2 separate regions of the Mus musculus genome follow, and region 2 is linked to region 1. The links are chromatin contacts, found by Hi-C or POLR2A ChIA-PET in ENCODE. All regions are on one chromosome and are shown on one strand. The core of a region is the stretch at or near the end of the contact, and the rest is flanking DNA. Distances in the headings are between cores, read along the strand shown. Region 1 has its middle 25 kb from the start of Gm31078. Region 2 holds the start of Sertad4 (SERTA domain containing 4).

What was found. A loop is a pair of places that touch in the nucleus more often than their neighbours do. ChIA-PET counts read pairs that join two places held with the same protein, here RNA polymerase II (POLR2A).
Region 2: a map of left cerebral cortex shows a loop between it and region 1 (4-fold over the local background). The contact joins the promoter of Sertad4 here to the enhancer-like site in region 1. A Hi-C loop is called at or near these places in 6 of 37 maps with a recorded cell type or tissue (Patski, gastrocnemius, left cerebral cortex and 1 more). POLR2A ChIA-PET finds 5 or more read pairs at or near these places in 1 of 5 experiments (Patski).

What each region holds. Positions count from the first base shown.
Region 1 is chr1:192,804,051-192,808,722 of GRCm38, forward strand. No RefSeq gene overlaps it. Among named protein-coding and RNA genes, the nearest start is that of Gm31078, 25 kb to the left of the region's middle. Within about 2 kb of position 2,826, at least 1 of the 3 ENCODE cell types and tissues checked has a DNase peak (open chromatin) inside an H3K27ac peak, as active enhancers do.
Region 2 is chr1:192,852,956-192,857,627 of GRCm38, forward strand. Sertad4 (SERTA domain containing 4) reads right to left here and starts at 2,797. Exons shown (of 4, transcript NM_198247.2): 1 at 2,488-2,797. Gm15867 (predicted gene 15867) reads left to right here and starts at 1,973. Exons shown (of 2, transcript NR_131748.1): 1 at 1,973-2,123; 2 at 3,060-3,901.

The DNA.
Region 1 (4,672 bases), core at 1,576-4,075:
TGGACCCCTGGATATGGCAGTCTCTAGATGGTCCATCCTTTCGTCACAGCTCCAAACTTTGTCTCTGTAACTCCTTCCATGGGTGTTTTGTTCCCAATTCTAAGAAGGGGCACAGTGTCCACACGTTGCTCTTCATTCTTCTTGAGTTTCATGCGTTTCTACAGCTGGATCTTATGGAGGCATTTTCTCAGTTACAGCTCTTTCCTCTCCAGATGACTGTGGATTGTGTCAAGTTGACATAAAACTAGCCAGCAGAGGCTGTGTTTTGTCCCTTTCCTGAAAACCTGGATTAGACCAAGTTCAAAAGTAGTGGACTAAGTTCTTAAATGAAGGAAGTTTCAAGTAGGTATGGCAACTAGGCTGTGGCATAGTTACTGCTCATTGAATTTACCCAGATTTACAGTGTAAGATTGGGAAGCAAAGCAGAAAAAAATTGAGGAAAAGAAAAGTTCAGGTTGGCCAGGAAAGGAGCTTGAATTGGTCATGACTGAGAACAATATGGGTTCAGACAAAGTGACTGTAATTGTTAGAGATTGGAGCCATTAAGGAGAAGCCTCGCACTTTGCACTGGGATAAACAGAAAGGTACCTTGATGGGAAAAATTCCAATTTCATCCACTAAAAGCTTATTGTGTAGGAGTGTGGAACGACTTGAAAGGCTCTCACGGGGAAAACCAGTGCTAAACAGAGAGAGCTCCAGGGCATTTCTGTTAAGCAGGGCCACCAAGGGAATAGTTTCCCAGGTTCTGCCAGCCAGGAGCTCAGAAACCCATTGCATCTGTGGTTCAAGAGGGCCAGGCTGCATTCTGAGCTGGCAAGCAGATCCTGGCATTATCCACGTAGTGCTTGCTTTGAAGGCACACAATGGCAGGAGTGAGGGTGTCCTGGAGGCTCGCATCAAGGTCCCAGAGAGCCTCAGAGGACGAGTAATGTGCCAGGAGCTCTCACCCGGCTGTGCATGGAGCTGTCTAATGATGCATGGGTGATGCCTAAGTTCTAGTGGAGACCCCAGAATACTGAAAAGGCCAAATCTTGGGGCATCCACTGAGGAAAGCCGTAGGCACTGAGTACATGGCCCACAAGAGAGGCCTTGTGTGCTGCAAGCTATAGAACCCAGAGCTGCCAAGCCCACTAGAACCCAGATGGTTCCAGGACAAGCCCCAGGTACCAGACAAGGAGCAGCTGGGCTGGTGTCTGCCCTGTTGACCTTTGGCCTTGCTTTAGTTTGATTTGTCCTTGCTGTGACTCTCTCCCCTCTCTCGATGCAGGAATGTGTCCTGTGAACTGGACATCAGACATTCATAACCTGTTTACTTTACAAGGCCTCTCCATCAAGAAAGAGACTGTCCTAATCACGGGAAAGACTTTCCACTGCTGCTGGGCCTGATGAGACAGACATTAAGTGCTCTTACAGGGAACTGAATTCATTTCGAGTCATGTGATTGGGTGTCACCTGACAAGAGGTGAACACGTGAGTCTTTATTGACAACTGTATTGAATTAACACACATCTAGGTTACCAGTGAGTCATGTCTCAGAATATGTCTGTGAAAAGCATTTTCAGATAGAGCTAATTGGGTAGGGAAGACCCTTCTTGTATGGCAGCAATATCCCTTGAGCTGGTGTCCTATACTGACTAAAAGTAAACAAATCTGAGTGGTAGCATTTGTCCCTTTGTGCTCCCAGCCTATGAGGATGTGAGCAAGCAGCCATGTGTTCCTGCTGCCACCGCTGTGAACGACTCCCTCACCGTGACTTTCCTGCTACAAAGGACTATATTCTTAAACTGTGCTTCCGGACAAACCCGCCGCCCTCTCCCAAGTTGCTTCTGGCTGGGGAATCTAATGGCAACAACAAGAACACTAAATAATTCAGCAGGTTTTATTATTTTTTTATTCAAAGAATCGTTTGTTAGTTATTTAAAGTGAGATGTGACTGCTCATTCCTGTCATCCCAGGAGACGTGAGAGGCTGAGACAGGAGGATAGCTTTGAGTGGGTCCTGAACGCAGCAGATTGCATAGTGAGTCCCAGTTTAGCCTGGACTTTAGTCTGACCCGTGTCTGGGTGGAAGTGATTTCTTTCATAGAGTCATCCCACGGGCCACCCATCCCCAGCAGACAGGCAAGTCGAGGGCAATTTCCAAGGTAGAAGGTTCTACGGTATCTTAGTTATGTGCCCTCCTTTGCCCATGTTTGTGCTACATATTGCATCTGCGGCTTTTTCTCATATCAAAAACTCCCTCCCACCTACCCAATGTTATTTGTGTCCATTGTACTCAGACAGAAGAGCTGGGTACAGCTAGGCTTAGAGTCTGTGAGGCAGACAAAGCTCAGAGAAACCTGAGCCCTGACAAGGCTTACCCTTTTAGTGACAGTGGTTTCAAAATAATGAGTAAAATATGAGAATGATCAGTCATGCGGGGGGGGGGGGGAAGAGAGAGACTCTCAGTACCATAAACAAAGTGGGGAGTGGGGGTGCTGTAAGGAGGCACACGCAGTGCACAGTAAGCAAAGTTCATACTCTTCAGAAGGATGCGGATATAGCAGGCCAGAGAGGGAGACAGCTGCTCTGCCTCATCCCTCCCTCTGGCATAAACCACTGACCCCTCAGGCCTCTGCTCCCTCGCCCTACAGACCCAGCCCCTCCCCAGGTTTGTCTCTTGCTTTCTGTGGTAGATTTTCCACACAGGCAGCCCCAGTGATCCTTTTTCAAGGGCAAGGGAGATGGTGTTGGAACAAAGGCCTCCCCAGAGCTTGCATGTTCCTCACCTTGCCTGGCCAGTCCTGTGGTCAGTGGCCAGCCAGCTCTCTTACCCCACCCCCTGCCTCTGGCCTCCTTCTTCATCCTTGCATAAGCCAAAGCTAAGCTCGCACCTTCCACGCAGCAGCTGCCTGGGCTGACTCAAGTCCTGCAGCTCCCACAGTGACCATGATTCTTCCTGATTCTTTTCCTCACATTCCACAGTTAATCCATTGGCAAGTCTCAGCATGTGTCCCCGTTAAGGAGGTTAGTTCCTGAGCCAGGAACTCTACTCTCTGTGGCCACCACTGTGCCTTGTCTGGATGTCCACACCCTGCCTGACATCCTGCACCCTGACACAGAAGAACTTTCTTTTTAAAACATATGCTGGCTGGGAGTGGAGGTTTATGCCTTTCGTCCCAGTGTTCAGAGGCAAGAGGATCACTGCAAATTCAAGGCCAATGTGCACAACTTAGTGATAAGTCCCCGCCTCAAAACAAAAAGGACTGGCGAGATGGCCCAGCAGATAGAGGTAATTGCAGCTAAGCCTGACACCTTGAGTTCAATCTGTTAGCATTCTGTCTAAACTTCATTCCACAGTTACCTGGCAACAGCCAGGTAGGCCTGGCCCACTATAAAAGAGGCTGCTTGCCCCCTCCTCTCTCTCTTACTCTTGCTTCCCTCTTGCTTTTCTCTTGCCCTCTTGGGCTTTTCCCTTCCCCCTCCCATCCCCCTCTCTTCACAGGCTCATGGCCAACCTCTACTTCTCTTCTCTTCTCTTCTCTTCTCTTCTCTTCTCTTCTCTTCTCTTCTCTTCTCTTCTCTTCTCTTCTCTTCTCTTCTCTTCTCTTCTCTTCCTCCCCTCCCCTCCCCTCCCCTCCCCTCCTCTCTGCTCTTCTCCTCTCCTCTCCTCTCCTCCCCTCCCCTTCTCTCTCTCTCTCTCTCTCTCTCTCTCTCTCTCTGCTTTTCTCTGCCTCTACAACCCTCTTAACTCCCCACCCCATGCCCTGAATAAACTCTATTCTACACTATACCATCCTGTGGCTGGTTCCTCAGGGGAGGGGATGCCTTGGCATGGGCCCGCTGAAGCACCCCTGTCCCCCACACCTCACCACACCCCCATAGAACATATTCCCCCCTTTATCTTTTTATAATCATAATATTAGTGCCGTGACTCAGACCTAGAAACTGCAGGTTTGCATCCCATCCATCTCAGCCACCACAAGAGATCCATGCTTGCTGGTAAGCCCCCCCCCCCCCCATCATGCTAACACAATCCCCAGGCCTCACGTGGTGGAAGGAGAGAACTGACCCTAATGAGCTGTGTTCTGACTTCTACACACATGAGGTGACATGCATGTGTCCACAAACACATATACACCATGCAGTGGCATGCATGTGCCCACAGACACAGATACACACAAAGAAATAAAGGTGGTAAAATTGAAAAATAAATAAAGAGTAAAAAGAGAGCTGGAGTTATGGCTCAGTGGTAGAACACATTCCTCAGATGTATGAAGTCCTGAGTTCGATTCTTAATACCACGTAAAAAGTGAATTCAACATATAGAGAATGTATTGAGACTATCTTCATGCCAGGGTCTGTTTTCACAACTATTCCACAAATAAACATGGGAGAAAGGAGTCCTGACCCCGACTCCTGGATACCAAATAGTGAAAAGATGGAAGTTCTTTGAACATCTAAGAAAAGCATGTGTTTAATTGGCCAATATTGTGAAATGGATTTGTATATAAATTGACTCTGTGTTGTCATCTCTAAAGGTGTCATTCCAGCAGGGCATGGTGGCATCTGCAATCCCAGTGACTGAGAAGCTGGGACAGAAAGATCAAAGTTCAACCTAGCCTGCACAAACAGGAAGAGCTTGTCTTAAAACAGAAACTAAGCCCTGGCTCATGACTATTATTTCCAGCCTT
Region 2 (4,672 bases), core at 1,547-4,046, 49 kb after region 1:
CTCCATCAGTTTAACAAATTCAGCGAGCCCTTTGGTCTCTTCTTGTCAAACTCTGCATCCAAGCAAAGAGTCCAGTTTCTTAACCTAGTCTAAAAGACACCTGTATCCAGAAATGCCAAAGCTGGAGACAGACCACGGCCCTTTCTGACTGACACTCACTTCTTAGGTGGATTCTGGAAAGAAGATCCAAGCCTTTGCCAGGTGGACCGCTTACTATGTATAAACAAAAGAGGGTTTACAAACCCACACCCCTAAAGAAAGAGAAGCACCTCCAGGCTCCTGCCGGCAATTACCTTGCTTAATAGGACATTAACGGGCCCTGGGCTGCTCTGCCCTACTCTGTTTGTTTATGTTCTAATGACTTGGGGAGCAGCTTTTCTGTTGTTAAGACTCTCAGGGCTTCTATTTGTAAGCATTGTTTACAACAGATGAAATTCCATCATTATGCATTTGAACTTGAAACGTGGCGGGATAGTTTTTAGTGTGGTTGTTTCTTTTGTTTATAACATCTAATTTCTTCAAGTTTTTCTTTTTCAGGTTGAAAACTGCTACATGCAAGATCTTAATGGGAGAGGCAGGGTTCTGCAAGTGATTTATTTAAGCTGGAATAAACCATGAATGAGCTGGAACTACTTGGGAGGGGGGAGGAGAATCTGCAATTGAGCCTTCCTGGTCTATTTGGAACTCACACTGTTGTTAACCAATTAGGGAGGCAAGTGTGGTCTTCTTGAGACGCTGGACTATTTACAGCACCCATGTTTAGCATGGATCCTCTGTTATGGAGTCCAGGAATCCAAGTTCACAAATTTATACTGTTAATATGGAAAACAGCCACAATGATGTATACTACGGAGATCTTGTTGTTTTAGTATCAGAAATTAGTTAAAACGGAGAGCGTTAGCACCCAAGCTTGTGGCCCTCAGGCTCCTGTGAGACTGTTTGGTCACTGAGGTGATAGTGTGGAATGGCCCCTCCAGCACCCTCTCAAGGCTAAGTGTGAGAGTTTTCACTGAGTGCTCTTCAGAGTGCATTTCTATACAATTTGGTTTTCCTGAATGAAGCCATTCTGGCTGCTATGGCTCAGGGTGCCGGGAATCTAACAGGGGCTACTGGACATAAAGCAGCACGACAGAAGGAGTATCCTTCTTCCTCCTGACATTGGGAATTGCAGAGCATTTTATATAAGGTGCCTCTAAGCTGCTGGAAGACAGAGTCCAACCCTGGACTGCATGGGGTGACCGCTGCAATCCAGAGAACTGCAGTGTTCTGTCCTGGAGAGCCAAATGACTTCCCCACCCACGGTCTCCAGGCGGTCCCAGGCAGAAGCTCAACAGTTTGGCTGGTTCAACCAATGGTGGAGGGAGGGGCTGGGTGGGAAGAACAAAACCCTTCAACGCTCCAAACCTGACAGGTGTCGGGTTTTTTTTTGTTTTGTTTTTTTTTCAGGTCCTTGTGGTGCCCCGGGAAGTGCAATGGCCAGCTGCAGTCCCAGGAGGCTAAGAGTTCTCTGTCGGTGTTGGGGGTTGGGAATGCAGGTGTGTGTGTGTGGGGGGGGGGACGGACACGACTAAGGAGGTCAGAGGTTTCCCACTGGGAGCTTTGGGGTTAGCATTCTCAGTCCAGGCCCTAGGAGGGGTACAGGGGTGTGACGGGTCCCTTATCCAGGGTCTCAAACAGACGCACCCTGGAGACTGGTATCACTGCCCTTAAGCCCTTTTCTGGACCGAGGGCACCGTCCGGCTAGCCGCTGGCCGCAGGGAAAAGTAAACAGCCCAAGTGTCTGGGAACAAAGGCAAGTTGTCTTCCAAGGTGCTGGAGCCCAGTGCCTCTCCTGAAGAATAAGGGCTATCATTATTCGCTCTTTCTAAAAACCAAGTTTCCTTCTATGGGAAATACACGCCAAGGTGGGATTCCAAGGCTATGACTCACAGCGGCTGGCGGGGCCACACTCCAGCCCGCAGCTGCCCTGGTCCTTCGCCGAGCTGCTGCCGCCCGCGCGGTACGCGCCGCTGGAGCTAGGGGTGGACCTTGGTGCCCCGCTCCTGCGGCCCGGCACTCGGGAAAGTTGCGGGGCCGAGGAGACTGCTAGAGGCGGGGGCGTGGGCCTGGCAGCCCGCGGGGAGGTGAGCCGAGGACAGCGCCGCCCGCAGCCAGGAGCAGGGGCGGGCGCGGAGGTGGCGGGGGACACAAGGTGTCAGCTCCGGCAGCGGCGCCTTGTTCCGCGGAACGCGCATCCCTGCGCCCCGCAGGCCCTCCTCCCTACCCTCTTGGCCCCAGGCCGACCCTCCTGCTACCCGGGGAAACCCGACTCGCCGCCACGGGGTCTTCGCCCACCGCCCGGGTCGCCTCGTGCGCGCCGCAGCTCCCGGGAAGGGCGCGCGACCCCGGAGAGCGCGCGCCGCCCCCGCGCCCCGCTGTGTCCAGCTGCGCCCTAGCCCCACGCGCGACCCTCCCCGCCCCCGCGCGCCCTGGGGTCACGGCTCTTACCGCGCGCCCCGCGCTCCAGCCGCCGCCGTCCTCCGCGCGGCCGCCGCTGCCCACGCGCCTCCCGGGCCCAGTCGGCGTGGCCGGGTACGCGGCGGCCGAGGTCCCCGCAGGTCCCGCCGCCGCCGCCGCAGACGGTTATGGAAATGAGCCGATGTGTCTGGCGAGGAGCGCGAGAAACCCGTCAATCCTGTTTGCCATTTCCCCGCGGATTTCCGAGCCTGGCTCTGCTGGATGCCCCCGGGGCGAGAGGGAACCTGACAAGCGCGCTCCCCGCCTCCCTCCGCTCTGCCAGATCGCGGGGCGCCGCGCCCCCGCCCGCCCTGCCTCCGCCCCCGCTCCGCCTCCGCCCTCGGGGCCGCGCGGGCCGCTCCCGCCCGCAGCCCGGACCCCACGCGCGCAGCCCGCGGGAGGCAGGGGCTGCAACGCACGAAGCGTTCATCGCAACCTGCCCAGACGTCTTGTCTATTTTTTAGATTTTGCTTTAGTTTTCTTATTGTGTGTGCGTGTGATTTGAAAAAAAAAATCTGTGCCTTTCCCACCCCTTACTAAAGACTTTCTTCCCCTCTGTACAGCACACGGAGATGAGAAACAGATGTCAGAGCTGGACTGAGCCTTTGCGCTCCCCCGCCCGCTCGATCCCTTCCCCAGCAGCCTGGGTGTAACAAGGCAGCACTCATCCTGCGGCCACGTGAACTGGCAGCTACTGGGTGCGGATCCCCGTGGGGGAAACCTACAAGAAAAACAAACAGACAAACAAACAAAAACTAATAAAGAAGCTTGCCCTTGGTGGAAAGGCTGTGACAGGAGCTCAAGTCATTTTATTTTATAAATAGTGATTTCCCCCCCCTCTTCTTGTAGTGGATTCTATTGGAGTTAGTTTTTGTGTGGATTTTTATTGTTTTGTTTTTGAGACTGGGTCTCACTGTGTAGACCAGGCTGGACTTGAACTTTTAGAGATCCGTATGTCTCTGTCTACCAAGTGCCACCAAGCATGGCTGGGTTTTTCTTTAAAAGCAAAACAAACAAACCGCAAACACATTGATTCATAACTGCTGTCTGGGTCCCTCTGTCATGAAGAGGTCACTTCTGGTGCAAAGAAGGAAGAGGTTTAGAGAGGTAGACCGTAACAAAGCGCGGGTGGGGGAAGGGAGGCACCTGTGCAAAGTGTTAAGAACTGCTACTATGCCAGATGCGCTGAATGTGACACAGTTCTTTATAGCAGTGATCCTCCCGCCTGCAAGATCCAGGCCTCTGACTGCCTGGTCGCTGCGAATCCAGGAGGCGCACAGACTGCAAACCAGGGGGAGAGGATCAGCGCCTGCAGATTGAGCTCCATCTGATTTGCATGTTTATTTCCTAGAATTGTAATTAAATTTGTGTAATAAATGTTTTCCATTTCATTTGTACACTCAAAATTTGGGTGACTGACATGCAGCTAAGTGAATTTCCTTTTTTTTATTTTATGAAGTAAATGTGCCTTATTCAATAAAGTAGCAAATATTAACCATCGTCAGGACTAATCTATTTAGAAAGTGTTTCTATTGAACTCTGTGCATCAAAGACACAAAAATTCTTAGGGTATCAGGACACCAAGAGAACAATGCTGAAAACAGGAGGCCGTGGCCAGCATATTTCAGTTTTTCCAAAAGACAGTCCAGGGTTGCACGCCTGAGATTGGGCTTTCTTGGGTTCATTCCAAACCATGTTAAATTGCCCTGACTCATGCCAAGATGGGCATTAGATGATGATTTCGGAATTTTCGAGATAATTTTTTTCTTCAGTCCATGAGAGTCCCACGTCCAGGTTGAGGGTAGAGTCTACTCTTCACTGGAGGGAGGAGGCACAACTGCTTTAAAGCAGTGCAGTTTGGGGAATCCAAATTCTAACCTAAAACTGTTTATCCTGTAGCTCAAATAAAGAACTAAATGTGGGGCTCGGAGGCATGGCTTATTATTGTTTTTATCTCCCCATATTAAAGTTTCATAGCATTTAAAGGGCTATGGGGAATCCACACACACACTTAGCTGTGTCAAAATACATAAAACCAAAAGGAGCAAATTAAGCATAAAATTGAGAAATAACATGAGACTAAGATCCAGCACAAGCTGCTTTTGCTTCTTTAGAGCTTTATCTCTAAAACCCAGCCTTCTGGGGAAACTCCATAGCACCCTGGGGTGCCTACAAA